Regions from separate parts of the Homo sapiens genome. Here region 1 is linked to region 2. Evidence: read pairs that join two places in POLR2A ChIA-PET (ENCODE). Cell type or tissue: Caco-2. All regions are shown on one strand. Each heading gives the region's core, and the rest is flanking DNA. Links, peaks and the distances in the headings are about the cores only.

Region 1 (16,459 bases), core at 5,184-13,183, 50 kb before region 2:
CTATTTGGATAGCACTTTGGTGTTAGCACTTTGTTCTCAAATCCATTAGACCATTTGTTTCCTAACAGCAACCCAGTGAGATAGGCAGAGCAAGTGCTTTTGTTTTACATTCGAGAAGACCGATGCAGACAGGTTAGTTTGTGCAGGGTCATGGGACTAGTGTGTGTTGGAGCTAGGACTTAATTTCAGCTAACTTCCAATTCCAGTGTTTGTTTTTTTCCCGTCTTTTTTTTTTTTTTTTTTTTTTGCCTCTCAGTTGGATGAGTTTTGTAAATTGAAGTTCATCCTAAGGGATAAGGGAGCCGAAGCCAACGGTAAATATTTAGGTTCTGTAATATTAAAGGAAAAAAGTCATGATTTCCTTTCATTTTAGGAAAGCAGAAATCAGAAGAAATTTCCCCATATTTACTTAAAGGATTGCCTGAGTCTTGGTTTTTCTTTTTAAAAAACCTGTTTTCATAATACTTTATCTTTTTCACATTTCCTTTTATAAAAACCATTTTAAATTTTATTTATTCTTGGACTATTATGTCATTTTTTTCATGCCAATATTGTATTAGTTAACTCAGAAACCTTCTAAATTCTTCCAGCTACAGATGACCCTCCCCGACCTACCTTTGACTCCTTGCTTTCTCGGGACATGGCCGGGTACATGCCAGCTCGAGCAGATTTCATTGAGGTAGGATAAATGTGTTTTTAGCACAAAGTAGGAAAAATTCATTTTTGTTTCTCATGAGCCTTCTGTCTCACCCATAGATTCCATACCACTAAAAGGAGATTTTTCAAGGCACTATAATTTGTAGGACCTTTAGGCAGCCACATTTTCTTAGGTTTGAGTGCCTTTTCTCATTTGTAAACATTTTCACATATGGAACAGTAAAAATTCTTTAAACAAACAACCTATTTCTGGCCAGGCTCAGTGGCTTACACCTGTAATCCCAGCACTTTGGGAGCTGAGAATGGAGGATCGCTTGAGTCCAGGTGTTCGAGACTAGCCTGGGCAACGTAGTGAGACCCTGTCTCTACAAAAAATAAAAAATTAGCTGGGTGTGGTGGTGCATGCCTGTAGTCCCAACTACTTGGCAGGCTGATATGGGAGGATCACTTGAGCCTGGGAGGTTAAGGCTGTAGCGAGTGGTGATCATTCCACTAAACTGCACCCTAGACAACAGAGTAAGACCCTGTCTCCAAAAAACAAAAAAACCCCAGCAAACCCACCTCTTAAGTTGCATCAGTGCTGGCTTCCACTTCCTTAGGTATGAAATTCCTATAGTCTGGTTCTTTTTTTTTTTTTTTGAGACAGAGTTTTTGCTCTTGTTGCCCAGGCTGGAGTGCAATGGCATGGTCTTGGCCCATTGCAACCTCCACTTCCTGGGTTCAAGCGATTCTCCTGTCTCAGCCTCCCAAGTAGCTGAGACTACAGGTTCCTGCCACCATGCCTGGCTAATTTTTGTATTTTTAGTAGAGATAGGGTTTCACCATGTTGGCCAGGCTGGTCTCAAACTCCTGACCTCAGGCAATCCACCAGCCTCGGCCTCCCAAAGTGCTAGGATTACAGGCGTGAGCCACTGCACCTGGCTTGTAGTCTGGTTCTTATTGTACATCTAGGGGCTTTCAAGATTGTACTGTATCAGGGGTTGACAAACTTATTCTATTAAAGGCCAGATAGTAAATATTTTAGGTTTAGTATGCTATAAAGTTTCTATTGTAACTATACTTTGTCATTATTGTGCTAAAGCAGCATGGGATAATATAAGAATAAATGAATACGCCTGTGTTCCAGTAAAACTTTATGTACAAAAACAGACAGTAGGCTGAATAGTAGTTTACTGATTCCTGTACTATATCCACAAGTATATAAAGAATGATGAATGTGTATAAAAACTATATGTTCCTTGCTCAGCTATGGAATTAAAAGACATGTGAATGTAGCCACAAGTCTCTTGATTTATCATCTAATTCACAACTTGAAAGATAGTTTGGCCAAATGCGGTAGCTTACACCTGTAAATCCCAGCACTTTGGGAGGCTGAGGCAGGCGGATTGCTTGAGCTCAGGAGTTTGAGACCAGCCTGGGCAACATGGCAAAACGCTGTTTCTTCAACAACAACAACAAAAAAAACCCGAAACCAAAAATTAACTTGAGTGTGATGGCACATGCCTGTAGACCCAGCTGCTTGAGAGGCTGAGGCAAGAGGATCACTTGAGCCTGGGGGTTCGAGGCTGCAGTGAGCCAAGATCACACCACTGCACTCCAGCCTGAGTGACAGAGTAAGACCCTGTTTCCAAAAAAAAAAAAAAAAGAATGAATTGACTTTATTTATTTATTTCAGAGACAGGCTCTTGCTCTGTTTCCCAGGCAGTCTTGAACTCCTGGTCTCAAGTGATTTTTCCACCTAAATCTCCTGAGTAGCTGGGATTATAGGTGCATGCTACTGTGCCCAGCTCAGACTAATTTTAGTTTTTAGAGCAGTATGTTTAGCTTCATTCCTAAACTCATAACTATTCCAATTTTTTGTTGTCACTACTGCTTGTAAGCCTCTTAGATTTTTCCCATGACTTCCTATTACCTGTGCCAGTATTGTGGCCTTTTGCCATATTTAGACTTTTTAAACAACTGTTTGCTTGTGTTTTTTCTGTTTACTTCTAAAGCATGGCTGCTGTAAAGACACTAATCAAAGCCGATGGGTTTGGGGTGGGGATTTTTTTGTTCCCCTAAACAGGAATTTGACAATTATGCAGAATGGGACTTGAGAGACATTGATTTTGTTGAAGATGACTCGGACATTTTACATGGTAACAGTTTATTTTGTCAAATGTTTATCGAGCGCCAACTGTGTGATGACACTGTCTTGGGTGCTAGGAATTGAAGGATGAATAGAACATGTCCCCTGCCCTTATAGAATTCAGAAATCTAGTGGTTAAGTTGCTGAACTTACTGTGTTGTTGGATTTTGACCACAGTGAATAAGACTTGTGATGAGGGTAAAAATATTGATTATATAATAGTAGTAGGAAATATCTGTTGGACTGTGTGATTTTACTTTTATCTGAGGTAAATCTACACTAAGGTAATTGGTTAAATGGCCCTCACTTGCATTCTTAGAAGGAAGGGAATCAGTTTGAATTCTTGGGACTTCACTAGCAACTGCTATCACTAAATGTTCACTATATTTTGTTACCCGGAATTTCCCCTAGCAAGGAAAAAGAATGGAAATTCCTCAAGAGTTTTTAGGCCCAAATGGGGAATTTCTTGTTTCTCAGGACTGTTGAATTTTCAACACTGCTGGATTCTTTTTTATGTTTGTTTTTGAGACGGAGTCTCACTCTGTTACACAGGCTGGAGTGCAGTGGCGCGATCTTGGCTCACTGCAACCTCTGTCTCCCAGGTTCAAGGGATTCTCCTGCCTCAGCCTCCCAAGTAGCTGGGATTACAGGTGTTTGCCACCATGCCCAGCTAATTTTTGTTTTTTTATTAGAGATGGGGTTTCGCCATGTTGGCCAGGCTGGTCTGCAACTCCTAACCTCAAGTGATCTGCCCGCCTCAGCTTCCCAAAGTGCTGGGATTACAGGCGTGAACCACCACGCCTGCCCCAGCATTGCTGAATTCTAATCTTTGATTAGCCCTCTAAGGGTTTATGTTAACTCTTTTCCTAAAACTTATGTGGTGAATGCCAAAGAGCTGTTAAGAGTAGATAGTTAGACTTTGAGTCCCTTTTTTCCTTCTTTCCATTTTCAGTGAACTACATACTAATATATACTAATACTACATAATAATACCCAATACTTTTTTTTTAATTTTAGTTCAGAATTGAATATGATACAGTAGATCAGTAATTCTCTATTGGAATCTGTATTTCCCAAAGAGCATCTTCATGATTTCTGTTAAATTTACATCCCAGGCAGGAAAGACAAGTAGAGTATACTTGTTAAATTATAAATCAAGTTTTCATATTGCATGGACTGGTACACTGTCCCTAGAAGGGGAACTTGATTCTTTTCTCTCCATAGAAGAGCTGCCTGGATATTTGTTATACCAGATCTAAGATAAAGAAATAGTCTTCCTAAAAATTTTACCTTAAGAAATTTTTCTCTACACATTTCTTGAGCGGTGGGTTTTTTTTTGGGGGGGTTTTTTTTTTTTTTTTGGCAACATTTTATTCCTCCTTTTCTCCCACACAACTTTAAGGAAAGTCAAAGTGACGCAGATTGAACTAAAAGAGGAAAGCTTGAAAGCAAACTACTTTAGCATTAACTAAATCCATTGTATTTGTTCAGTCTTCCGTGTCAGTCTCGTCAATCCCAGTGACTCATGTTATCTTTTCTCACCTCTTGTGGTGTTCCCTTTGAAGGTAGTATGCAGACTGCCATTCATAGACACCAGCTTTAATTGAAATGGTATTGTTTTCTGGCTTGTATCTTTCTTATAGAATGCCAGACTACTCTGCACAAAAGGGGCAGCTTCATAAATATCATTCTTTTAGATTCTGCTCAAAAATACCAAATTTTTGGCTGGGCATGGTGGGTCACACCTATAATCCTAGCACTTTGGGAGGCCGAGGCTGGCTGATCACTTGAGGCCGAGAGTTCAAGACCAGCCTGGGCAACACAGTGAGACCCTGTCTCTAAAAAAAAAAACCTTTAAAACAAATTTTTAAAATATTATTATTGTTTTTCCTCCTCCTCCTCCCTGCTTTTTATTTTTACCTATATATTTATTTTTTACAGAATTTTAAAGTCAACATCTATAATGTTAATAATGGCTTGACTTGGTGAATCACTTCTCTAGAGCCTAATCCAAGGTCTTCATTCATACTTCTCAACATTATTAAGAAAACTATAGTAATGGTCGGTGTTTAATTTCATTCTTCATTCTTCATGGGAGTAGGACTTGCAGTTCCTTCTGGTTCACTTGGGGTCCTTTTTGTAATTAAGTGGGGATAAAAAGAAACAGAAGCAACTGATTGATCAGCAATTTATAGTTCAGTTAGCTTTTCAAACCCATAACATACTTTAGGTATTTGTACTCTCCCTGAAGTTTCTATAGCCCTGTAAATTATTGATTTTCATTTGAGCTATAACTGGAACTTATGTTATTAATCTTTATACATAGTTAGCTTTAACACAACATAAATAATAATTCTTTCCCTCTGCCCCATAGTAAACTGTAAGATGTTTAGATGAGTGCTTTTATTTTTTATTTTTTTTGTGACAGACTCTCACCTTGTTAGCCAGGCGGGAGCGCAGTAGCGTGATCTTGGCTCACTGCAACTTCTGCCTCCCAGGCTCAAGCGATTCTCGTGCCTCAGCCTCTGGCATAGCTGGGATTAGCGCCACCATGCCCAGCTAATTTTTATATTTTTAGTAGAGAGAGGGTTTTGCCATGTTTGCAAGGCTGGTCTCAAACTCTTGGCCTCAACTGATCTGCCCACCTCTGCCTCCCAAAGTGCTGGGATTACAGGGGTTAGCCACCGCGTCCGGCCCTAAATGAATGCTTTTAAAAAGATGATAACACTTCAGATTTGGGTATGGTTGGCTCACACCTGTAATCCTAACACTTTGGGAGGCCAAAGTGGGAGGATTTCTTGAGCCCAGGAATTCAAGGTCAGCCTAGACAACAAAGTGAGACCCCCCACCTCTAAAAAATAAAAAAGATGATAACAGTTTAAAGAAGCTTGTCAGCACTACAGACCAAAGGAATGACTTGCTCATGCCACAGAGAGGTATTTTGTTTACAGCTCTGAGTCTTTACAGCAGCTCCTGTGGCAGCATGACCATGTCCAGGAGCATATTGTCCCTGAGCTGTCACTCGCAGAACACTCAGTGAAGTGCACTAGGAGCCCATGGAAAGTCAGGAAGGAATGAAAAGGGGCTTTATAAGCACACCTGGAACAGTTAGAGGGGCACAGATTTTGTAGAAATCAGGACACTGATTCAGCCTCTGGCTTGCTTCTGAGTCATGGTATAATCATGAGTAAGTGCTTGGAATCTTGCTTGCTGTTTCTTTATGTCCTCTGCCATTAAAGAAGAGGTGACACTGATTAGTCAGAGTGTAAATGTCTCTAATGAAACATGGTACATAATTCAGATTTGTGTTGTTACCATTCCATTATACCATTATGCTCTTAATATTACTGAGCATTAACAACATTATTTTTATGGTTCCTCATTTAGAACTACTGGAAGGTTGCAGACTGTTTGGCTGGGTTTTGTATTTAGAACCTATCCAGAATATTGGCTGATGCCACCAAGACCTTTTCCTCACCCACACAAAGATTTTTGCCTTGAATCATGGAATTTGTTTAATAAATTTGGTTTGCATGGTTCATTATAGAGACCTGGGACACAATGGAGGGATAATTGTATTGCAGCCATACCAGAAGGCTTTCAGAATGTATTTCAAATGTATACTGCAAGTGAAGCAGTATCCAAGGAAAAATAAGGAAGTTCCGTGATCCCTAATTGGTACTTACTCATATTTTATTGAAATAAGCAGAAATGTTTGGTTCAGAAAGAGAGAGAGAGAAGACTCATATCTTAGAACTGTCTTGTCTCATGTATGTTGTGAGATCTCAATGCACATGCTTAGTGTAGTTCCTTCTTGCTGCCATCTCTTTCCCCATCTCCTTTCATTTGTAAAAATTCTTCCTAAATTTTTAGAGTACTCTTTCCCTGAGTTTCTCAGGATCCTAAAGTCCTGGTTGTAATGTCTTCCAAGTCATTGTTGCCCCATAACCCAGGCAAGCAAGAGATATGATGAGCTCCTCCTATGTGTTGGGTCTGTGTTTCCAGTACTTCTCAGGGTTGCACCTTAGTACAGTTCACAATTTCTTCTCCCTCTGTTCTGGAAAGGTAATTTTAGAAAGTTTTCTCTCCTAGGCTTGGATCTGTGGACCCCTTCACCTTTCACTGTATTTTTCAAATTGTATTTCTTTGGCACATATTATTAGCCTTTAAATCCTTTAACAATTAGTAGAGCAGAGGTCCAGCCTGGTCTCTGTATATTCACCTACTGGCAGTTCCTTTCACTTATAGTGATTTCACTGTTTTTTTTTTTTATTTTTTTTGAGACGGAGTCTCGCTCTATCGCCTAGGCTGGAGTGCAGTGGCGCGATCTTGGCTCGCTGCAAGCTCCGCCTCCTGGGTTCACGCCATTCTCCTGCCTCAGCCTCCCGAGTAGCTGGGACTACAGGCACCCGCCACCATGCCTGGCTAATTTTTTGTATTTTTTAGTAGAGACGGGGTTTCACCATGTTAGCCAGGATAGTCTCGATCTCCTGACCTCATGGTCCACCCGCCTCAGCCTCCCAAAGTGCTGGGATTACAGGCGTGAGCCACCGTGCCCGGCCTGATTTCACTGTTTTATACATAGGATATTTTAGACATGAATACTATCAGTAATAATTGCTAATACATATAGCATTTACTATTAGTTACCATTCTAAGCTCTTCATATATATTAAGTCATTTAATCCTCAAAACCTTATGAGTTGCATATTATTATTATCCTCATTTTTGTGGATGAGGACATTGAAGCATAGAAAGGTTAGATAACTTGCCTGAGATCATACAGCCAGCAAGAGGTAGAGTCATCCCCAAGTCTGTGTTCTTAATACTGTACAATACTTAGCTGTCTTTACAATCTTGATTTTTTTTTTTTTTTTTTGAGACAGGGTCACGCCCTGTTGCCCATGCTGGAGTGCAGTGGCACAATCATGGCTCACTGCAGCCTCAACCTCCTGGGCTCAAACTATCCTCCCACCTCAGCTACCTGAGTAGCTGGGACTCCAGGCGTGCACCATCACACCTGGCTAATTTTTAAAATTTTTTTGTAGAGACAGGGTCTCACTATGTTGCTCAGGCTCAACCTTGAATGTTTGTTGCTGTTTCATTTTTGTGAGGTTTCACATTTGTTATCTTCTATAGCTTCAACACATTCCTGAGGAATAGATATTTTCCTGTTTTACATTCAGGGAAGCAGACAAAGAAGTTAAGTAATTTGCCTAATCCAGGGGTGTCAATCTTTTGGCTTCCCTGGCCCACACTGGAAGAAGAAGTGTCCTGGGCCACACATAAAATACATTAACGATAGCTGATGAGCTAAGGAATAAAAAACAAACAAACTCATAATGTCTTAAAAAAGTTTACGAATTTGTATTGCGCTGCATTCAAAGCCGTCCTGGGCTGCATGTGACTCACGAGCGACAGGTTGGATAAGCTTGGCCTAATGCTTCCTGGTTGCTTACTTTAGCCATTAGATCACATGATCTTCCCTGCACAAAATTGTTTGTGTGCATCTTGGCCAAAAGCTTGGGGGGAAATGACTTAAATAGTGTTGCTTCTGGGGAATACCTGTGTCACAGGTTTCTACTTGTTTGGTCGCAGTAGGGATTTTGATTGGCCTCCCTGCAGTTAAGGCCTCTGAGTTGGTTTTCTTGCCAAGCAAGCAGTAAGTGCCTTCTGTCAAGAAAACAGAAACATGTTGTTAGCTATTTTGAACAATGTTAGAAATACATTGCAGTGGGAAGGAGCTGCCTCTGACTTCTGCCCACTTCTTGAAATATTTTAAGGCTAGCCGTTTGGAAACTTTATCATTCTCCAGTGTAATCACAGGGAGACTGTGCTTCCCCCAAAGCTGAGATTTCAGGGGCCTTGTAGCAATGGACAAATTACAGGTGATTTTGGTTTGTTTGTTTATTTTTAATGATCTCTGGTTCTCTGTTTGCTAGCTTATACTGCAGCTTCCAGCTGCTTTAAGTAGACTGTGAGCAAGTGATTCTCATTCTTGTAGATTCTGCCTTCTCATTTCTGTTCTGCCTGCTGTGCTGTTGTCCTCCCTAGGTTATTCATACAGTTAAGATATTGTATTCAGTTGCTGCTGAGTGTGCTCAGAGATAGCTTCAAATATGAATTTTTATCTGGGAGAATTCCAGTTCTCCTCCCATTTGCTCCTATGTGTTTCTTTTCTTCCTTTTGTTCTCCAGAGCCAGTTGTACAAGTTTAAACTACTGAAGTGATCAAACTGTAGTACCAATTATCAGCAGTATTTATTCAGAGGCTTTTTTTTTTAAAAGAAACAGAGTCTCATTCTGTTGCCCAGGATGGAATGCAGTGGTACAATCTTTAGCTCACTGTAGCCTTGAATTCCTGGGCTCAAATGATCCTTCCGCCTTAGCCTCACAAGTAGCTAGGACAACAGGCACACGCCACCACACTTGGCTAATTTATAAAAAAAATTTTTGTAGAGACAGAATCTCAATGTGTTACCCAGGCTGGTCTCAAAACTCCTGGCCTCAAGCGATCCTCCCACCTCAGCCTCCCAAAGTCTGGGATTACAGGTTTTTTTGTTTTTTGGCTTTTTTTTTTTTTTTGAGACGCCCTCTGTAGCCCAGGTTGGAGTGCAGTGGTGCAATCTTAGCTCACCACAGCCTCTGCCTCCCAGGCTATAGCAATCCTCCCACCTCAGCCTCCCAAGTAGCTGGGACTACAGGCACATACCACCATGTCTGGCTATATTTTTGGTACATTTTTGTAGAGACAGGGTTTCACTATGTTGCCCAGGCTGGTCTCGAACTCCTAAGCTCAACCCATCTGCCCACCTCAGTTTCTCAAAGTGCTGGGATTACAGGTGTGAGCCACCATGCCTGGCCTTTTTTAAAAATTAAATCACTCCTACACAAATCTCAGGAAACAACATGGCATCTTGTATCTTACAAAAATCGCAGAAATGGGCCTGGCGCAGTGGCTCATGCCTGTAATCCCAGCACTTTGGGAGGCCGAGACGGGCAGATCACCTGAGGTCAGGAGTTTGAGATCAGCCTGGCCAACACGGTGAAACCCCGTCTCTACTAAAAATACAAAAATTAGCCAGACATGGTGGTGGGCACCTGTAATCCCAGCTACTTGGGAGGCAGGGGCAGGAGAATTGCTTGAGCCTGGGAGACAGAGGTTGCAGTGAGCCAAGACTGCGCTGTTGCACTCCAGCCTGGGCGACAAGAGCAAAACTGTCTCAAAAATAAAAAATAAATCACAAAAATGTTTTGTTAAAATTAGCAGTAATTTTACTGGCTCTTCAAGACATTTTCTTTCCTATTAAATTCATCTTACTGAGTAGATAAATGAGATAAGGCTTATAAAGATCTTGAAATATGGCCAGGCGCGATGGCTCACACCTGTATTCCCAGCACTTTGGGAGGCCAAGGCGGTGGATCACTTGAGGTCAGGAGTTGCAGACCACCCTGGCCAATGTGGCAAAACCCCATCTCTACTAAAAATACAAAAATTAGCTGGGTATGGTGGCGTGCACCTGTAATCCCAGTTACTTGGGAGGCTGAGGCAGGAGAATGGCTTGAACCTGGGAGGTGGAGGTTGCAGTGAGCTGAGATCATGCCACTGCACTCCAGCCTGGGAGACAGAGCGAGACTCCATCTCAAAAAAAAAGATCCTGAAATATGGTAAGTACTCAGTGTGTTTTAGCTATCATTATTGTATTTGTTTCCCTTTCTGGCTTTAACTGTTGACTTCCTAATCCTTCCTTTCTCTTAAGAGATAGAGTCCACTATAAAACTTGTATTTGGTTATACTGTATGTCAGAGGCACTTCCTATCCTTGTTTCTACCCACCACTTCTACCACATAGGCTTGTAAAGTGCATCTCCACCAGCATAACATTCTAAAGCCCATCATTCCACAGCAACTGTGTTATAAAACAGTGACAGGTATAGGCATTCTATGATATCTGGACTTTTATATGTAGCAACCCTATAAATCAAGAAATATTTCATTTGTAGAAAGAGTTCTGCTACCTAAAAAAAAAAAAGAGTTTGAAAACTATTGCCTTAAATCTTGGACCTGACAGTATTGAATTATTTTTAGTTTGTGGGCAGGATAAGGAAAAGTAAACCAATGTTTAAATATTTGAACTTGTTAGAAATGAACAAAAAGAATCCATGGTAGTTAATTTTTCTTTTTTACCCTAAACTTTTAAAAATACTGCATTTCCTCCCTTCTTCAGATTATCCAGATAGGACTTAGGTTATTTTTATCTCAGACCCAAGGGAGAATGACCTGGATAAAGTACTCCTGGACATCTCCCAGTGATTGAAGTTACATACATATATATAGGACATCTGCTCATAGCCCAGCATGTAAGATTTTGGTATTGAACTTTCCAGTCTAAGAATATCCTTCAGATGAGAACATGTAGAGAGAGAGAGAAAAGAAAAAGAGAGTATCTTAAGGGCAGGTAGCAGTGAGATGCACAGTAATGAGTCAGTATGTGGTATCAGAATTTATCTCTATTATCAGGGTTATTAACAGTGCATCAGCATTGTACATTGCTCAATTTTTGTTTGCTTTCATGTAATAAAAGAAATTATTGATTCTAATGAGCCATCGTATTCTGTTCTTTTACTTGATTGGTCCCACTTTTTTTCTACCCTAACATCTACTTCCAGCAGAAGTGTGGCTTCCAGTTGTTCCATGGAGGCACCTTCAGGGACTACTTCTGGGAAAGGCAGCTGGAGCTAGAACAGGCAGAAGGGGTTCAGCTAGAGCAGATCTGACTTATCTGTTCCAAATAAGATTTTATTTGAACATACAGTTTAAAACTTACTGTAGTAGAACATGTAAATAATGTGTTGACTTATTGCCCTCATGGGCTAAACTGGAACTTGGATCTCACATTCTTTGGATGAGGAATGAGATTGTATTACTCTTCAGAGTTAATCAGCATTCCAGAGGCTTTAGGCTCTATTTTGGATTGAAGCTTACTACCTTGAAATAACTGATTTTTTTTTTTTTTTTTTTTTTTTTTTTGAGACAGAGTTTTACTCTTGTTGCCCAGGCTGGAGTGCAGTGGTGTGATCTCGGCTCACTGCAACCTCTGCCTTCTGGGTTCAAGAGATTCTCCTGCCTCAGCCTCCTGAGTAGCTGGGATTACAGGTGTCCGCTACCACACCCAGCTAATTTTTTGTATTTTTTAGTAGAGACAGGGTTTCACCATGTTGGCCAGGCTGGTCTTGAACTCCTTGACCTCAGGTGATCCACCCACCTCGGCCTCCCAAAGTGCTGGGATTAGAGGCGTGAGCCATCGTGCCTGGCTGAAAGAACTGATTCTAATACGTAGCCAAATTCTTTGTTACAAAGGTTGGTATGTTATTAGAAATTACCTAACATTGAGCCTCTGGAGCTTCTGCCCTGAAAGTTGAGCTATGCAGTTTCAGCAGGTACAAGATCTACCCCAGACACAAGAGGCGCTATGCCAGGACCGATGGGAAGGTTTTCTAGTTCCTTAGTGCAAAATGCGAGGGCATTACTTTCTTTCTTTCTTTTTTTTTTTTTTTTTTTGGAGTCTTGCTCTGTTGCCCAGGCTGGAGTGCAGTGGCGTGATCTCGGCTTACTGCCATCTCCGCCTCCCGCGTTCAAGCAATTCTCTGCCTCAGCCTCCTGAGTAGCTGGGATTACAGGCGCCTGCTACCACATCCGGCTAATTTTTGTATTTTTAGTAGAGACAGGGTTTCACCTTGTTGGCCAGGCTGGTCTTGAATTCCTGACCTCATGATCCACCTGCCTCGGCCTCCCAAAGTGCTGGGATTATAGGCGTGAGCCACTGTGCCTGGCCAAGGGCATTCCTTTCTAAGGAATCCTTAGCAAATAAACTGGTCCTCTACAGAAGAAAGCATAAAAAAGGGACACTTGGAAGAAATTCAAAAGAAAAGAACCTGCTGAGCAGTCAAATTCCAGAAGGCCATTACTGGTGCATCTCTTGCTAATATAGTGGCCAAGAGGAATGAGAAACATGAAGTTAAAAAGGCTCAATGAAAACAAGCTAGCAGGGCTGCTAAGGAAGCAAAAAAGGCTAAGCTAGCATCTGAAAAGACCGCAATGGCTGCTGCTAAGGCAGCATCTACACAAAAGATGGTGAAGCCTGTGAAAGTGTCAGCTCCCCGAGGTGGTTCAAAACACCAAGTTGGCAGATCAGATTCTTAAAGATTGGACTGTAGAAAAATATAAATTATATTACCTAACATTTGAATAACGTATTTTAGTTTTTCAGAGGACACGTGGCAGGTTATATTGTGCTATAGAGCCTCTTCCACAAATACATTCAGTAATTAAAACAAAAAACACCAAACTCTCAACTTACACAAAGCTTAATTGATAACTTATTAAGAAAATTTCAGATTCTATTGCAATCATTCAATCTCAAGGTGCTTTCAGGATCCATAAGTGAGAAGAAAGGTTTAATGTAGCATAGTGCCAAGTTTTGCATTACTCATATTTTCTTCTAGCGTTGTTACTATCTGGCATTCATTTCTTAACCCTAGAGGTCTTCTGGTTATTAAAAAAAAAAAAAAAACCTGTGGGAGTTTTTTGCTTCTGAAGTTTGTTTTTTTGTTTGTTTGTTTGTTTGTTTGTTTGTTTTTTTGAGACGGAGTCTCACTCTGTCGCCCAGGCTGGAGTGCAGTGGCGTGATCTCGGTTCACTGCAAGCTCTGCCTCCCGGGTTCAGGCCATTCTGCTGCCTCAGCCTCCTGAGTAGCTGGGACTACAGGCGCCCGCCACCATGCCAGGCTAATTTTTTATATTTTTAGTAGAGATGGGGTTTCACCATGTTAGCCAGGATGGTCTTGAGCTCCTGACCTTGTGACCCACCTGCCTCGGCCTCCCAAAGTGCTGGGATCAGAGGCATGAGCCACTGCGCCTGGCCGCTTACGAGGTTTTTTAAAATACACATTTCATTTTCAATTAAGGCAGATTTAGAATATAGCATAAACACAGAGAAAGTAAACATTTAGACAATTTCAGTGTTTTTCCTACTTAATACTCTGGAACCAGACTGCTTATTTTTGGATCCCTGCTGTGTACTTAACAGCTGTGTGATCTTGGGCCATTTGTTTTGTATGCATGGTGTATAGGGCATATGCGGGAGTGATAGGAAACAAGAATGGGGCCGGGTGCAGTAGTTCACGCCTGTAATTCCAGCACTTCGAGAGGCCAAAGTGGGTGGATTACTTGAGGTTAGGAGTTTAAGACCAGCCTGGCCAATATGGCGAAACCCTGTCTCTACTAAAAATACAAAAATTAGCCAGGCATGGTGGCGCACACCTGTAATCCCAGCTACTTGGGAGACTGAGGCAGGAGAATCCCTTGAACCCGGGAGGCAGAGGTTGCAGTGAGCCAAGCGCCCCTGCACTCCAGCCTGGGCAACAGAGCGAGACTCCATCTCAAAAAAAGAAATGAGTCGAAAGGTAGGCGTAATCAAGACAATAAATAGTCTTGTGTAACATGCAAGAGTTTGAACTGTACGTGGATGGGAAGCCACTGAAGAATTATAAGCAAGGGAATTACACCATTACATTGTGCTTTAAAATATTTTTCAAGTACCATTTGGAAGAGGTGAGTTACAGTAAGGCAAGAATGGAGTCGATAAGTGAGTAATGATGCCTCTCCTACAAGATAGCATGAAGATGACAGGAGAGACAAGATGCCTGAGCTAGGGAATAGGATTAGGGATGAAGGGATGAATTTGAGAGATGTAAGCGTTAAGTGCAGTGTGGCTAAGACTCATCGACTATGGAGGAGAAGGAGGAAGAATCCAGATTGAGTTCTGTCTTGGATAGCTATCTTTACTCTGATGCAGTTATCCAATATAGGAGTTTTAGAGGATAGGAAAGGGGTAGAATATAAGTTTGCAACTGAAGGGCATGTGAGTAAATTATATGCAGTAGGAACTGGAGCTTAAAATAGATATCGAGTTTGAAATTATGCATTTTGATGGTACTTGGACCCATAGAAGTAGAGGAATTTATAGGACTAAGGTGAGGGGTAAAAAGGAATTAGAACAGAATCTTTGGAACTCTGAAGATGGAAAGAGTGGCTAGGGAAAGAAAGAACCAGAACTATTACACTGATAAAACTTTTACTATTTACAGCCTCTTTCCTCCTTCTTCCCTGTGTCTTTAACATGAGACTAAAGCCAGGAAAGGATTGGGTCCCAGGAAACCAAGCAGGGCTTTTACACTGGTTAGGATACTTGATGGAACTTTTCACTACAGAATGCAAAACTCTACACTCTAAACAGTTGCTGCTCCCCAACTGAAAACTCCTACTCTGGGAAAATGTCTACACTGTACCTTTATTCACATTAGTCTTGCCTTGACATTGTCTGTTACTCCTGTGCAGTTATGACCACAATCATTATTCTTTTTTTTTTTTTTTTTTTTTTGAGACGGAGTCTTGCAGCAATGCCCTGGCTGGAATGTAGTGGTGCCATCTCGGCTCACTGCAACCTCTGCTTCCCAGGTTCAAGCAACTGTCCTGCCTCAGCCTCCCGAGTAGCTGGGACTACAGGCACTTGCCACCACGCCCAGCCAATATTTGTATTTTTAGTAAAGACATGGTTTCACCATATTGGCCAGGCTGATCTTGAACTCCTGACCTCAAGTGATCCATCCATTTCAGTCTTACAAAGTGCTGGGATTACAGGTGTGAGCCACTGTGCCCAACCAACATTAATTCTTTTTTTTTTTTTTTTTTTTTTTTGAGACGAGTCTCGCTCTGTTGCCCCAGGCTGGAGTGTAGTGGCATGATCTCGGCTCACTGCAACCTCACCTCCTGGCTTTGAACGATTCTCCCACCTCAGCCTCCCGAGTAGCTGGGATTACAGGTAACTGCTATCATGCCCAGCTAATTTTTGTATTTTTATAGAGATGGGGTTTCACCGTGTTGGCCAGGCTGGTCTTGAACTCCTGACCTCAGGTGATTTGCCTGTCTCAGCCTCCCAAAGTGCTGGAATTACAGGTGTGAACCACCACGCCCAGCCCAATATTCATTCTTATGAGTACTCTGATGCAATTTCTAGCCCATGTATTACCAAAGATCAGATATTCACTATATATAGTAATAGTTACATAACAATGTCCAAAAAAGGTGTTTAATAGAAAGGAGAATTTTTTTTAACTTTTATTTTAAATTCAGGGGTACATATGCAGGTATATTGCATAGGTAAACTTGTATCATAGGGTTTGTTATACCGATTATTGCATCATCCAGGTATTAAGCCTGGTACCCATTAGTTATTTTTCCTGATCCTCTCCCTCCTCCCACCCTCCACCCTCTGATAGGCCCTAGTGTGTGTTGTTCCCCTCTATGTGTCCGTGTGTTCTCATCATTTAGCTCCCGCTTATAAGTGAGAACATGTGGTATTTGGTTTTCTGTTCCTGTGTTAGTTTGCTAAGGATAATGGCCTCTAGCTCCATTCATGTCCTGGCAAAGGACATGATCTTATTCATTTTTCTGACTGCAGAAAGCAGAATTTATAATCTGAGTAATGCCATAAGATATATAAATAGCGGAAAAATAACTTTACTTATTGATAGACAAATTCTTTATGCTGGAATATTTTTATGTTTTCTAGACTAGTGAGTGTGGAGTAATTAGCAATATGAGGTTCAAAGTTT
Region 2 (16,459 bases), core at 5,246-13,245:
ATTTATGAAAGCTTCACTTCACCTGGGTGAAGACAAAGGAAAGTGTTAATGTGGGCACCCTTCAAACCGGTAATTTCAGGAAATGGATGGGTTAAAACAAAATTCATGTCAGGATTCTGTGGATTTATATATTATACATTTACCGAGGACTTTTACCATGCTAAAGGTGCTGTGCCTGAATACAGAGGAAGAAGGCAAGTAAGGTCGGTCTCTGACCTTATGAAGCTGACAGGCAAATAGTGACATTCAGAGAGAGTTGGCCAGAATTGTTGTCATGGTTCTGAATTCCCAGAAATCAACATTAGATTTATTGAATTGTGAATTATGTAAAAAAGTGTCTAAAACAAATGGATAATTTGATGGATTATTTTAACGAAAACATAAGTGTAACTGTCTTGCAGGTCAAGAATCTGACTCCACACTCTCTCCCTCCCCCAGAGGTCCTAGCCAGAAACTACCCTGACTTTTATGGAAATCATTTCCTTCTTTTCTATAGTTTTTATCCCCTAAATATAAATCCCTAATTGACATAGTTTTATTTTGCTTGTTTTTAACCTCAGTGCAAACTAAAAGTAGATACTCTTGTGAATCCTTCCTTCTGGCCGGCATCGTGTGTGTGTGTGTGTATGTGTATGTATGTGTGTGTGTATGTATGTATATACACACGCACATATATAATTTTTTAAATTTCTGCAGCATGCTATTTTAAAAGATTTATCCATATCGTTGCCTATGCCTGTAGTTTTTGTGTTTTAATTTTTTTAGAGACAAGGTCTCACTATATTGCCCAGGCTGGTCTTGAACTCCTGGGCTCAAGGGATCCTCCTGCCTGGGCCTCCCAAAGTGCTGGGATTACAGGTGTGAGCCACCACACCCAGCCCAGTTAGTACATTTTTGTCTTATGAACATACCACAAATTACCTTTCCACTGTTGATGGACATCTGGGTTGTTTCTGGTCTGGGGCAATTATGAACAGCCCTGAGTCAGGTGTGCATACCTTCAGCTTTACTAGTTGATACCTGGTTTCCAAAGTGGTTGTACCAATTTACATTCCTTCAGTGGTGTCAGCCTTGAGTTTGTAAGTCACTGTATTTGCTGTTTAACCACAATTATGCTTGAATATTTTCTGAATGAATGAATAAAGGTCCCTGGGTAGTCCGATCCCTGGCCTGTCATGTGCTAGCGTATTTTTATTTAGTTATATGGTTTGGACTAACCACCCAAATACCAGAAATGGTTTTCCCACTGTGTTTGGTTGACAAATATCTAATGGAATCCTTTCATCAATCTTTTTTTTTTTTTTTTGGAACAGATGAGTAGTTACAGGAAATTTTAAATATGCAAAATGAAGTACTAAAAATAAGTGGCTAGTACCTAGATGTTTTTTAAGGCTCTTGAATGAATCCTGCCTCTGGTGAATGCTTCCATTGTGCCCAGCCCTAAATGTGTAGGACAGTGTAGTGTGCAGGAACCCAGGCCTATCCTTGTTAAAGTACCCTCTGAGGATGAGACTCCTTAAGAGGCACTGTGCACAGACCCTAACTCATACTTCTTGGCAATTCCAAAGTAACCACAGACTCTGTGCTACAGGAATCAATGACTCTTTTAAACTTTTTTTTTTTTTTTTTGAGACAGAGTCTCACTCTGTCGCCCAGGCTGGAGTGCAGTGGCGCGATCTCGGCTCACTGCAAGCTCCGCCTCCCAGGTTCATGCCATTCTCCTGCCTCAGCCTCCCTAGTAGCTGGGACCACAGGTGCCCGTCACCATGCCCGGCTAATTTTTTGTATTTTTAGTAGAGACGGGGTTTCACCATGTTAGTCAGAATGGTCTTAATCTCCTGACCTCGTGATCCGCCCGCCTCGGCCTCCCAAAATGCTGGGATTACAGGCGTGAGCCACCGCACCCAGCCTTTAAATCTTTTAAATGTATTTTTCTCCAAATTTTCCTTTGCCTGAGAAAGTAGAAGTAGCTTAGAGCAGAGTTTTTGTCGTTTTTGTTCATTTTCTTTGTAAGAGATGGAGTCTAGCAGTGTGGCTCAGGCTGGCCTTGAACTGCTGGGCTCAAGGGATCCTCCCACCTCAGCCTCCTAAAAGCTGGGACTGCAGCATGTGCCACATCCAGCTTGAATTCCTGCTTTGTGAACAGACAGTTACCAGGCTCACTTTGATTGCCCGTGTTTAGTTTTGCCAGCTGGATTTGAAGTGTGTGTGTGAGAGAGAGTGAGAGAATGTGAGAAAGAGAAGGAGCAGGAGGGAGGGTGTGGGGAGAGGTGGGCAGTTCACCTGAGGGCAGCCGTTAAATTCAGGTGTTCATTGAGTACTTACCATGTGCCTAGTATTATGTGCTGTGTTTCTGCCCTTAGAGCAGAATGTTACGCAATTCTGTAGGTTTACAAAATACCTCAGGGGAATCCTTTTTAGCTGGAGGGATGATGGAAGAACACTAGCACAAAGACTGAGATTTGTAGATCCTTTTTATTTCTTCTCTAAAGCATCTTGGAAAATAGCTAAATCACTCTATTTTCAGTCTTTATTTACATAAGTCACAAAGACTTTTTTGCTCATTATAGTAAAGATTTTTTTTCAGATTCTCTAAAATAATGATAATTTTAGAAACCACATGCGGATAAATTAGAAGTTTTCAGGAAAAGACACCCAAAGGAGGAGGAGTAAGAAGTCGTTAGTATGAGAACCTGTTGATCTGAGTGATGGGGGAGGAGCCCTGTCGTGTTCTTTGTCACCCCTTCGGCCTTCCAGCGGGCAGCTTTCACAAAGGAGCTCCATTTTCCACCTGTTGCAGGGCAGGGGCAGCCTCAGCCTGGGCGAGGGAGGAGGCCTAGGGCTGAGATCACAGCCATGCCCTTTCATGTGCAGCCCACCCAGCTCACCTGGGCACGTCCCATTCTGTTCTTGCACCAACCTAGAGCAACCAGAGGTCCGGTTGGGTCAGCTTTTCACACCCCATGCCATGTTGAAACCTCAGTGGACGAGAAGGTTCTTTTGAAGTTCATATGCAACTGCTGGGTTTACTTCTGTCTTTGTCCCAGAACAGTTTCAGCATCAATGACCTAGGGCAAGTTTTTTTGTTTGTTTGTTTGTTTGTTTTGACTCCTATGTCTTTGAGTGTGTGGGTACATATGAGAAAACTCCCTAACTAGAGCATGCTGCTTCTGTTGACTAGTAAACATTATGTGGCAGAGAGCGCCTTCAAAGCACCAGCCTTCCCTGCCTGGGAAAGTGACCAGTAGGTGAACTTGCTTTAAGTTTTGTTTTTTTTGTTTTTTTGTTTTTTTTTTGAGACGGAGTCTTGCTCCATCACCAGGCTGGAGTGCAGTGGCGCGATCTCGGCTCACTGCAACCTCCGCTTCCCAGGTTCAAGCAATTCTCCTGCCTCAGCCTCCCGAGTAGCTGGGATTACAGGCGCATGCCACCACGCCCAGCTAATTTTTCTATTTTTAGTAGAGACAGGGTTTCACCATGTTGGTCAGGCTGGTCTCGATCTCATGACCTCGTGATCCACCTGCCTCGGACCCCCAAAGTGCTGGGATTACAGGCATGAGCCACCGCGCCCAGCCTGCTTTAAGTTTTAAGGAAGCACTTGTAAAAATAAAATCTGGAAGTACTGTCAACATACAAATTACATACAAATTTGGAGATTTATAATGAAGAATTTTGCCAATTTAGCTAAAATCTAAATCTTAGATTTAACTAAATCTTTTAAATCTTTGTGTTTCATTATAAAACACAAAACATTTATAATGAAGACACACTTCATGTCATCATTATAAATCTTTGGTGTTATCCTGGCTCCTATATAAAGAGCACTGGCAGGCTCAGGCCAGAAGTGGAGAGGGGGCTTGGACCGACAACTATGTGTTGTTAATTTTCTTCTATTAAAAATATTTTTTACTTTTAGAAATTGAAATCATATAGAAAATTATGCTGGGCACAGTGGCTCACGCCTATAATCCCAGCACTTTGGGAGGCTGAGGCAGGTGGATCACTTGAGGTCAAAAGTTCAATCGAGACTAGCCTGACCAACATGGTGAAACCCCATCTCTTATAAAAATGTAAAAATTAGCCGGGTGTTAGGCCGGGCACGGTAGCTCATGCCTGTAATCCCAGCACTTTGGGAGGCTGAGGCGGGTGGATCATGAGGTCCGGAGTTCGAAACCAGCCTGACCAACATAGTGAAACCCCGTCTCTACTGAAAATACAAAAATTAGCCGGGAGTGGTCGTGGGCCCCTGTAATCCCAGCTACTCCAGAGGCTGAGACAGAGAATTGCTTGAACCTGGGAGGCGGAGGTTCAAGTGAGCCAAGATCATACCACTGCAATCCAGCTTGAGTGAAAGAGCGAGATTCCATCTCAAACAAACAAAAAATTAGCCGGGTGTGGTGGCATGCACCTGTAATCTCAGCTACTTGGGAGACTGAGGCAGGAGAATTGCTTGAACCCAGGACGAGGCAGTTGCAGTGAGCAGAGATTGAGCCACTGCACTCCAGCCTGGGCAACAGAGTAAGACTCTGTCTCAAAAAAAAAAAAAAAAAAAGAAAAGAAAATTATTGAAAGCAAATTAACCAGCATCATAACTCACCATTCAAAAATCATTGCTCATACTTTATCTTTTATAATGCTTAGAAATTAAGTATTATCAAGTCAGAGCTTCCTTGGGCCATTTCTCTTCCCTTCCCACTGAGACAACCACTCCCATGAATTTGGTACATTTCCTTCCAACTCTATTTAAATATCAATTTTACTTCAAACTGCATTTTTTTTTTTTAAAGACAGAGTCTCTTCCCCAGGCTGGAGTTCAGTGGCACAATCTCAGCTCACTGCAACCTCCGCCCTCCAGGTTCAAGTGATTCTCTTACCTCAGCCTCCTGAGTAGCTGGGATTACGGGCACATGCCACCATGCCCAGCTAATTTTTGTATTTTTAATAGAGATGGGGTTTCACTGTGTTGGCCAGGCTGGTCAAACCCCTGACCTCAAGTGATCCACCTGCCTTGGCCTCCCAGAGTGCTGGGATTACAGGCATGCGCTACCGCGCCCTGCCTTCAAACTGCTTTTTTGATGAATGTCAAAAGGACATAGAGGCCTGGTGTGGTGGCTCATGCCTGTAATCCCAGCACTTTGGGAGGCCTAGGGAGGTGGATGGCTTGAGCCCAGGAGTTCGAGTCCAGCCTGGGCAACATGGCAAAACCCTGTCTCTACAAAAAACACAAATTAACCGGATGTGGTGGCTCATGGCTATCGTTACAGCTACTTGGGAAGCTGAGGTGGAAGGACTGCTTGAGCTCAGGAGGTCGAGGCTGCAGTAAGCCATGATTGTGCCACTGTGCTCCAGGATTCTTGCTCAAAAAAAAAAAAAAAGACAAGACAAGACTAAGCATGGTGGCCCATGCCTACAATCCCAGCACTTTGGGAAGCTGAGGCCAGCCAGAGTATCACTTGAGCCCGGGAATTCAAGGCCAGCCTGGGCAACGTGGCAAAACCCTGTCTCTACAAAAAATTAGCCAGGCATGGTGGCGCACCCCTGTAGCCCCAGCTACTCAGGAGGCAGAGGTGGGAGGATCGCTTGAGTCCCAGAGGTTGAGGCTGCAGTGAGCCTAGATTGCACCACTGCACTCCAGCCTGGGTGACAGAGCAAGACCCTGTCTCAAAAAAAAAAAAAAGGACAGAAATCTTTACTAGCCTTTATTTTGTACTGTCACATATGTTCTATGTTTAGGGGATGGAACTCTTAGAGCATTTCACATTTCACATGATATTTCTTTTTTTTCCTTTTTGTCACATGATGTTTCTTGTTAACAAAAATTGGAGAAGTATTTAGTGTTTTACAGAGCTTCAATTACTTGGTGTAAACTTTCAGCCAAAGGTGATCCAAAATGGAAATGGAGTAGAACTTGTTTTGTGTACTAGATTGTATCTTTTTTTTTTTTTTTTTTTTTTTTTTTTTTGAGACAGAGTCTCGCTCTGTCGCCCAGGCTGGAGTGCAGTGGCGCAGTCTCTGCTCACTGCAAGCTCCGCCTCCCCGGTTCACGCCATTCTCCTGCCTCAGCCTCCCCAGTAGCTGGGACTACAGGTGCCCGCCACCACACCTGGCTAATTTTTTGTATTTTTAGTAGAGACGGGGTTTCACCGTGTTAGCCAGGATGGTCTCGATCTCCTGACCTCGTGATCCACCTGCCTCGGCCTCCCAAAGTGCTGGGATTACAGGCGTGAGCCACCGCACCCGGCCTAGATTGTATCTTAAATCCAAATGACTACTGTATTATATGAAAGTAATCAGTTTTTTTTTTTTTTACAAAAATTACACTTACGGAGTTTCTTATTCCATTTATCCTCCTAGAAAGTACAGGAGATATTTTTTCCACAATATCAGATTACTCTTAATAATATTTTTAGATTCCTTCTAAAAAGGTACTTACTAGAAATGTGAATTCCCAGGCCTTCACTTCCAGAAATTCTGATTAATTAGGTCTGGGGTGGGGTCTAGGAGTCTGCATTCTAACAGGCAGCCCAGGTGATTCTCGTGTAGGACTCCTTGGGAGCACACTTTGAAGAATGCGTCTACTATGCTGTGATGGTTTTATAACTTACTAATTTCAACCAAGGATTGGTGTAGTAGCCCATTCTCACGCTGCTATGAAGAACTGCCTGAGACTGGGTAATTTATAAAGGAAAGAGGTTTAATTGACTCGCTGTTCCACATTGCTGGGGAGGCCTCAGGAAACTTACAGTCAGTGCAGGCAGGGGAAATGCCAGACGCTTATAAAACCATCAGGTCTCATGCAACTCACTCAAAATCACCAGAACAGCATGGGGGAAACCGCCCCCACCTGGTCCTGCCCTTGACACGTGGGGATTATGGGAATTACAATTCAAGGTGAGATTTGAGTGGGGACACAGAGCCTAACCATATCAGTTGGCAAACTTTCTTTTTTTTATTTTTTAAATTTTTTTATTTTAAGAGATGGGGTCTCACTGTTTGGCTCAGTCTGGAGTACAGTGGCATGATCCTGGCTCACTGCAGCCTCGAACTCCTGGGCTCAAGCAATCCTCCTGCCTTGGCCTCCCAAAGTACTGGGATTACAGGTGTGAGCCACCACACCCGACCCTCTAGAAGTGTTTTTGTTTGTTTGTTTGTTTTTTGTTTTTTGAGACAGAGTTTCGCTCTTTCACGCAGGCTGGAGTGAACTGGCGCGATCTCGGCTCACTGCAACCTCCATCCCCCCGGGTTCAAGCGATTCTCCTGCCTCAGCCTCCCGAGTAGCTGGGATTATAGGTGCCCACCACCACACCTGGCTAATTTTTATATTTTTAGTAGAGACGGGGTTTCACCATGTTGGCCGGGCTGGTCTCAAACTCCTGACCTCAGGTGATCCACTCACCTCGGCCTCCCAAAGTGCTAGGATTACAGGCGTGAGCCACCATGCCCAGCCTAGAAATGTTTTACTAATTAGTAATGTAGTCTTCTAAAGGGAACTATTACATTGTCATATTGTGTTTCCAGACAGTATTTTTTCAGTTAAAGCCAAGGGAATAACTTCAGGATCCTCTGCCTTGGGACCCCTCTCGTTCAGCTGAAAACTTCATCCCTCCCTTTGCTGTAGGATGGCACAGACACCCAGTTGCCCTCACAGTGCAGTCGGACTGCTCTCAGCATGGGAGCGGGCATGGCCTTCGCCAGTTGCCTCCATCCCGCTGAAGCAGAAGACTCAGCTGTTTACCTCACCCTGCTCGGAAACTCTAGCGTGGTAATTATAGGTGCCTTTGATTTGTAAAGAAAAATGGGAAATTAATTTATTAGTACATTATAAGTGAAGTTAATTTGGTATAAAATCACTAAAAGATGTGGAATTGGGCCAGGTATATGGTAAGGAAGTCCTCATAGGGTGAAGGTTGAAACTCTCCGCTGGAGCTTTAAGGATTTTGATATGTCTGATGAGACATCAAAGATGATCAAAGGGTGATTATTAACTACTGAGCTGTTAGTCCTGTGAACTTTATTCTAATTTATAAATTCTGTTCTTTATCTTCCCTTAAAGTAGTAATGAGCTTGTAAGGACTGAAATCTTATTTATGAAAAGACCTGCATTTTCTGAGATGTCATGGTCTTGCTTCTCAGAGGGCAGTAGTAACTTTGACAGTTTTGAGGCAAACTCACACCTACCTGGGTTTTATTGCTGATTAGTGATTTTTTTAAGCACTTTGCCTCTAGATGTTCTGAGTTACATAAATAACAGTTTATCATTTAACCAAGCACATATGATTCACATTTAATTTTTACCACTTAGTCCTGGAAGACTTTAAAATGTTATTTATATAAGCCATTGCTCAAATTGGTTTCCAGTTATCATTAAACAAGTTTAAATACAGCTGTGGACTTTTGCGAGCTTTTTATTGGATATTTCACACCCGAAGACCATCTTGTACCACCAACAGTTTAGGATTCTTAGAGATTACTCCCTAGACTGTAGACGTAAAGCACAATCACATCGACCTGACCTTATGTTCCTTAACTCCTTTCTTGCTGCAGTTTCCCGCCCCCTCCCCGCCCCAGCCAGTGAAATGTACATTTTGGTAGACTTTGAATGGATGGATCCATTGTGGTCCAATTGTATGACTGAGCCACAAATAGACAACTCATGGAAGGACGGTTCTGGTCCCAGTGGGGCTACTAATTTTCAATGTAGAGTCTGGGAAAGCTTCTTAACCTCCATTTACCTCTGATTCTCTGGGAACTGCAACAGCAGAATGATACTGATCCGGGAGAGGCTGAGCAGTGCTTACGTGGCTTATGTGGGACAGATGCCCGAACGTGCTGCCACAGGTCAGATGGGGCAGAATGAGGCAGATTTTCACATTGTATTAAGTTAGTTTTTAATGAGTTTAATCTTCAGTTTGCACTTTTCAAAAACTGTGTATACAGATCACCTGGGATCTTGTTAACCTGCTGGAGCCGATTCGGTAGGTCTTGGAATAGAGCCTGCGTTCTGCATTTCTTTCAAGCCTCCAGGTGGTATTGATGCTGCTGGGGCTTGGATCACACTTGCTAAATGGTGAGGGCTGTAGAAAAGGGCTGTATTCTCCATTCCAATGGAGAATAGCCCCCATTCCAAGTCTAAAACAGGAGGCTCTTTTTTTTTTAGATGGAGTTTCTCATCACCCAGGCTGGAGTGCAATGGAGCAATCTCGGCTCACTGCAACCTCCACCTCCTGGGTTCAAGTGATTCTCCTGCCTCAGCCTCCCAAGTAGCTGGGATTACAGGCGCCCACCACCACGCCTGGCTAATTTTCGTATTTTTTAGTAGAGACAGGGTTTTACCATGTTGGCCAGGCTGGTCATGAACTCCTGACCTCAGGCAATCTGCCTGCCTCGGCCTTCCAAAGTGCTGGGATTATAGGCATGAGCCACCGTGCCTGGCCAAGGGGGCTCTTGAAAGGCAAGAATGGGAGGAGAAAAAGCATGGTATACAATCTATAAAACAACTCCCCAAGAAACAACTCAGGTTTTCAGTACTATGGGCTGTTTTTACTTTGCTTTGATCACCAGTTTTTTTGTACCAGTTGTTTCGTTCACTCAATGGTAGTCCATCTCTTACTGTTATTCAGTTGTTTTTATATGTGTATCTTGTGTCATTTCTGTTAGATGATAAAATCCTAGCACAGGGTTATGCCTTATGTTACCTGTATATCCCTGCTCTAGTTACTACTGCTGCATAACACAGCTCTAAAACTCGTTGTAAAATAACTATTTGTTTTGTTTGCTTATCAAACAAAACTTGTTTACAAGTCCCTGTTTTTTTTTTAAGACAGAGACTTGCTCTGTTCCCCAGGCTGGAGTGCAGTGGTGCAATCACAGCTCCCTGCCCCTTTGACCTTCTGGACTCAAGCAATCCTTCTGCCTCTGCCTGCCATGTAGCTGGGACCACAGGTGCACATCACCATGCCCAGCAATTTTTTTTTTTTTTTTTGTAGAGAGAGAGTCTTCTCACATTGCTTCAGTTGGTCTTGAACTCCTGGGCTCAAGCAGTCCTTCCACTTCGGCCTCCTAAAGTGCTGGAATTACAGGCCTGAGCCACTGCCCCTGGCCTAAAATGACTATTTGTATTGTACTCACAGATTCCTGTAGGTCAGGAATTTGGACCTCACTAGTAGGGGCAACTTGCTTTTGCTTCACAATGTCCGAGGCCTTAGGTAGGAGATTCAAAGCCTGGGGGTGACTTGATGGCTGGGAGCTATAATCATAATAAAGTATCTCTACTTACATATCTAGTGGTTGAGCTTGGGTATCAGCTGGGACTCAGTTGGGATGTTAGCTAAACACCCATGGCCTCTCCGTGTGGTAGCTCTGTTGAGCTAGTTTGGGCTTCCTCACAGCATGGCAGCTGGGTTCCAAGGGCAAGTCCTAAGAGAACAAGGTAGCAGTGTGCGACATGTTTGTGCTCTGGCCTCGGAAGCATCATTTCTACTGTATTTTTTTGTTTGTTTGTTGCTTTAAAGACAGCGTCGTTCTGTCGCCTAGGTTGGAGTGCAGTGGCGCCATCGTAGCCCCCTACAACCTTGAACTCCTGAGCTGAAGCGGTCGTCCTGCCTCAGCCTCCCAAAGTGCTGGGATTACAAGCATGAGCTCCACGCCCAGCCTTTAGTGTATTCTTTTGGTTGAAGCCATCACAAAGGTTTCTCAGGGTTCAAATGAGGGGACATCAGCCCCACTGTTGGATGGGAGGAGTGTCAAGATTACACTGTAGGGTCTGGCCACAGTGGCTTATGCCTGTAATCCCAGCACTTTGGGAGGCCGAGGTAGGTAGATTGCTTGAGCCCAGGAGTTTGAGACCAGCGTGGGCAACATGGGGAAACCCTGTCTCTATAAAAAATACAAACATTAGCTAGCCATGGTGGCGCACACCTGTGGTTCCAGCAACGTGAGGAGGCTGAGGTGGGAGGATCACTTGAACCTGGGAGGCGGAAGTGGCAGTGAGCCAAAATCATACCACTGCACTCCAGCCTGGGCTACAGAGGGAGACCCTGTGTCAAAAACAAAACAAAAAACAAGGTTACATTGTAAGAATGTCATGTGAGATGGGAGATGCTGTGGCCATCTCTGGTGAATACATTCTGCAGCAGTTGGAACAACACTCAGCAGGGTGTTGACCGCATTATATAAACTCAGTGAAAGACTGTTGTGTAAATGAGTGGTAGGTAATTTAAGCACCAAGGTGGGTGAGGACCAAATACAAGAATTCAATTCCAGATGTGAACAGATTACCCCATGGTACCAAGATAAATGCAGACCTTCCACCTTTTATAGTTATTGATAGTCTCTTCTTGCTATCTCTACTCTTTCTGTTTCCAACATGGAGAATCTGTGAATTGATCACGTGGAACTGAACTTCTTCAAATCTTTGCATTTGTGTCACGATGCTGGCATGGTTTTTCCTGCTTATCTAGTGTACTGCCCCTCTCCTTCTTGGGCTGTGGCATATCCCAGCAGCTGGCTAGTATCTTACAGTGATGGGGCTGGGCGTGGTGGCCCATGCCTGTAATCCCAGCAGCACTTTGAGAGGCCAAGGTGGGCAGATCACCTGAGGTCAGGAGTTTGAGACCAGCCTGGCCAACATGGTGAAACCCTGTCTCTACTAAAAATACAAAAATTAGCCAGGTGTGGTGGTGTATGCCTGTAATCCCAGCTACTCGGGAGGCTGAGGCAGGAGAATCACTTGAACCCGGGAGGTGGAGGTTGCGGTGAGCCGAGATCTCATCACTGCACTCCAGCCTGAGTGACAGAGCAAGACACCATCTCAAACAAAAACAAAAACCAATGATCGGCTTCTCTTAGCCTCAGCAAATGCAGTGTGAACAGGCGCTGGTCCATCTGCGGACATCGAGATGGCTGGCCTGGTCACACCTACATAGGCAGCTGCTCTGTGGCTGCATGTCACACTGAGGGACTATCTGTGGCTGAACCGGAGTGTGACTCTCAGTCTTTGGCTTTATGTATCTTATGTGTATTTATCCTCATCATATCCTCATCGTGTACATATCCTCATGTATTATCCTATGATATCAGTTAATTAATACAGTGAGAAAAGCAAAAACGATCCCTCCTCCAAAGTAAGTAGAAGATGTTGAGATGTTTTACCACAATTGCTAAAGCTTTCCAGGTGACAGAACAATTTGTGAATATCTTTTACTTCATTTTACTTTAATATGTATATATGAGACAGGGTCACCCTGGCTGGAGTGCTACAATCATGGCTCACTGCAGCCTCGACTTCCCAGACTCAAGTGACCTCCTCATCTCGGCCTCCTGAGTAGCTGGGATTATAGGCGCATGAAACCATGCCCGGCTAATTTTTAAAATTTTTTTTGCAGAGACAGGGTCTCATTACGTTGCCCCGGCTGGTCTTAAACTCTTGGGTTTAAGGAGTCCTCCTGCCGCAGCCTCCCAAAATGCTGTGATTACAGTTGTGAGCCACTGTGCCTGGCTGAAATTTTACTTTTTTGTTTTTATATTTTGCGACAGAGTCTTGCTCTGTTAACCAGGCTGGAGTGCAATGGCACGATCTTGGCTCACTGCAGCCTCCGCCTCCCGGGTTCAAGCGATTCTAGTGCCTCAGCCTCCCAGGTAGCTGGGATTCCAGGTGCACACCACTATGCCTGGCTGATTTTTGTATTTTTAGTAGAGACAGGGTTTCACCATGTTGGCTTAGCTGTTTTTTGAGTTTTGGGGTAGAAATGGGGTTTCACCATGTTGCCCAGGCTGGTCACCAACTCCTGAGCTAAAGTGATACAACCACCTTGGCCTCCCAAAGTGCTAGGATTATCATTTTCATTACTAAATCAGAAATGTGGGCCGGACCTGGTGGCTCACCCCTGTAATCCCAAGATCTCTTGAGCCTGGGAGATCAAGGCTATAGTGACCTAAGATTGTGCCACTGTACTCTAGCCTGGGCAACAGAGTGAGACTCGGTCTCAAAACAAAAAGAACTAGACAGACATTTACTTTATTAGAAGGAGAAAATGTGATTACAAAAGCTTTTTGAATATAAAAAGGTAACAGTGTAGGCCTCTCCAGTATATACTCTGGCCCTCTGAAATTCCTAAAACTGAAAGTATTTTAGTGAGAGCATTTTACACAGTCATCTGAAGCACTGTTGTGGCCATTTTCTGCTGTTGACTGAACATGAAAAGAAAAGCCGTAGATAGAATTTCAGTTAACTGCTGATTCTGGTGGTTGTCATCTTTTTTTTTTTTTTTTTTTTTTAAAGAAAAGTAACCTCCGTGGCATTAGGATGGATGCTGTCTCTGATTAGGCCATGACCCCATGTAGCAATTCTGAGTGTCAGGTACCACTGCTCCAGGTATGGATGCCAGTGCTGACCACAAGGCTACAAGGCTGATGCCCGCATCCCAGGAGCTCTGTGGAGCAGGGAGCAATCAGGTGTTATTAATATTAGTGTATGCATTACTGAGATTAGAGGCCCGCTGGGAAGACACTAATCTTGTATTTTGTTCAGTACTTAGTGTTCGATGCTTATTATCCAAAAAGACCAGCATCGTCTCTGAGAAGATGTTAAGAACAAACCAGACTGGGCTCAGTGGTTCAAGCCTGTAATCCCAGCACTTTGGGAGGCTAAGGCAGGTGGATCACCTGAGGTCAGGAGTTCAAGACCAGTCTGAGCAACATGGCAAAACTCTGTTTCTACTAAAAAATACAAAAAATTAGCTGGGCATGGTGGCATGCACCTGTAATCCCAGCTACTCGGGAGGCTGAGGCAGGAGGGTCATTTGAACCCAGGAGGCGGAGGTTGCAGTGAGCCGAGATAGCGCCATTGCACTCTAGTCTGGGTGACAGAGAGAGACTCCATCTCCCCCCCGCCCCCGTCCCCCTGCAAAAAAGAAAACAAAAAAACCCAAAAAACCCTGGGGTTGGTTTAGGACAGCTCTTCCTTTCTGTCTTTCACTCTACCCTACCCCCATCCCCCAAGCCAGGAAAATATTTTTTCCTCCAAGAAGCACGTGCCATTGCCAGAGCATCTTGGGAAGGCCAAGTTGAACACCATAGACAGTGATGTGGTCATTCTTAAGCATTCTTCCTGGTCATCATCGTCCCAGAGACCATTGTCCTGCAGTGGGATGGCATGTTCACTCAGAGAGCACCATGCAATTTGTGATCCCTCAAATACGGGTCAAACTCTGCTACCCTATCTCCTTTCCCTGTCTCCCAGGACACATTTACTGAGTAGATTTTCATGCACCTGTGATATAATACCCATGGGTTTTTTATTTTTTACCATCCAGTTCTACTGATCTGATCTGAGAACTGGCTGACTCTAGGGCTTCTTGTAGTGCCTACTCTGGGGCTGCTCCTTGCTGAGGTCCACCCTCTGCAGCCAGGGGGATGTTTTGTGCACCAAATGGTGTACCAGGATGTGGCAGTAGTTCCCTGTTCTGGCACTAGGGGAAACTGGAGCAGCTCGGCCCATCTGGGCTTAGCCTTTCTGTAAGTAGCACTGAAACACCTTCTTAGGCAGATCCACACCCCCCCGCGTGTGTGGCAGACGCTGGCTGGTGGTGTGGAGCGCCGCGAGGCAGGTGATGAGAACACAGCCACGATTTAGTCACCGCAGAGAAGCAGTGTGTGGACTTGAGCTAGAAATCCGGACACCTTCCATCTTTTCCTAGTTTCACTTCTCAAGTTGAAATCTCTCACCCTTTCTGAACCATGTATTTTCCAATCTGTCAAGGGGGTCAGGAGTGTTTGTCAGAGAAGCATCTATAGCATCTGTGCCCTCTACGTGCCCTCTGGCGGAAGTTGTTTTCCTGAAACTTTGGACCAGCTTTGGCATTTTAAGCAGGTTTGTTGGCAAAGAGATGGACTGGCAGCAGCAGGGAGGGAGCAATGTGTCTGTCTCACTTGGATTCTGCCCCGAGGGCTCACAATCTGTTTTCCCTGCAGCACCAAGTACCCTAGCGCCACTCAGCAAATGCGAGTTAACGGAATCAGCCCGGCTTCTACAGGGAACCTGGGCTCCTTTGCCTCAGGAAGGCAAGTGGCTTCCCAGACAGCGTAATTTGGGAGGATGCATCGCTCTGCCACCCAGGCTGGAGTGCAATGGCGCGATCTCAGCTCACTGCAGCCTCTTCCTCCCGGGTTCAAGCGATTCTCTTGGCTCAGCCTCCCTACTAGCTGGGATTATAGGCATGCACCACTGCACCTGGCTAATTTTTGTATTTTTAGTAGAGACGGGGTTTCACCATGTTGCCCAGGCTGGTCTCAGGTGATCTGCCCGCCTCGGCCTCCCAAAGTGCTGGGATTATAGGCGTAAGCCACCGTGTCTATGGCCAAGCCTCTCTGAATTAGACAACAACTAGATAACCTACTTGGAAATTTGATTAGCATCTTCCAGATTTTCCACAATGAGGAGCGTCATCCCCAGCAGCTTGAAGGCCTAATTTTGTGTTTATTACCACAGTGACTTTGCTTTTTAAACCAGTAGGATTCTGCCAGGGAAGACTTGGAAGTGGCAGGAGACCCTGCTCTGCTGTAGGAAAGGATGTTCTCAGAGTTTCTGCCCTGTTCATAGTTTACATCCAATGCACACACACGCAGTTTCCTTATGTGACTGCGTCCTTGTTCCTCCTCATGCTGTGATTTCACCTGTGGACTGCTCTGTGTACTCCCATAGCATTAACCAGTCATGGGATGTGGGCTCCCAAAGCGAGGCCTAGCCTCGAGTGAGGAGGCAGCTCCCTTCAGAGAAGGGCAGTGTCCAGGAGGGACTTGTGGTCTGTTAGCACCAGTACACCTGGTGCCTCAGTCTTCCAGGGGGAATGCAGACAGAGCCACAGCACTCACCTCTGCAGCAGTTCTCAGACGTGCCCCCGACCCGCAGCCTCACCTCAGAAAGGCAACTCTTCCAGCCCCACTCTGGAGGGACGGAATCAGAAGCTGGGGAAAGGTCCAGCAGTCTGTGCGCACAGCCCTCTGGGGGATTCTGAGGCATGCTCAGGTTTGAGAGCCCCTGCATTATAATGATAGAAATAGTTGTAAATGGAGCCAGGCACAGTGGCTCATGCCTGTAATCCCAGCACCTTGGGAGGCCAAGGTGGGTGGATCACTTGAGGTCAGGAGTTTGAGACCAGCCTGGCCAATGTGGCAAAACTCCGTCTCTACTTAAAGTACAAAAAATAGCAACGTGTGGTGGTGCACGCCTGTAATCCCAGCTACTCAGGAGGCTGAGGCAGGAGAATCTCTTGAACCTGGGAGGTGGAGGTTGCAGTGAGCTGAGATTGCGCCACTGCACTCCAGCCTGGGTGACAGAGCCAGACTCCATCTCAATATATATATATATATATGTATGTATAAATAAATATATATGTATATTTATAAACTTTTTTTTTCAAAAACCATTTTAAAATGTTAAACATACGTGTCATAGGACCCA

What was found. Peaks named below come from ENCODE experiments on the same cell type or tissue, not always from the same donor. Only the 100,000 strongest peaks of a DNase experiment are listed, where the experiment ranks them.
Region 1: POLR2A ChIA-PET joins it to region 2 with 8 read pairs; 5 of 35 experiments call an interaction of 5 or more read pairs at or near these places.

Annotation. Positions count from the first base shown.
Region 1 is chr17:37,441,974-37,458,432 of GRCh38, forward strand. TADA2A (transcriptional adaptor 2A) reads left to right here. Exons shown (of 16, transcript NM_001166105.3): 7 at 591-679; 8 at 2,723-2,795. It also overlaps the pseudogene LOC100419621. Among named protein-coding and RNA genes, the nearest start is that of DUSP14, 40 kb to the right of the region's middle. RefSeq lists enhancers at 12,422-12,999, 13,516-14,017. In Caco-2, for the core only: no CTCF peak of the experiment used is centred there; no DNase peak of the experiment used is centred there.
Region 2 is chr17:37,492,383-37,508,841 of GRCh38, forward strand. The region is part of intron 1 of DUSP14 (dual specificity phosphatase 14); the gene reads left to right. Among named protein-coding and RNA genes, the nearest start is that of DUSP14, 11 kb to the left of the region's middle. RefSeq lists enhancers at 14,630-15,130, 15,131-15,631. In Caco-2, for the core only: no CTCF peak of the experiment used is centred there; a DNase peak (open chromatin) is centred at 9,889.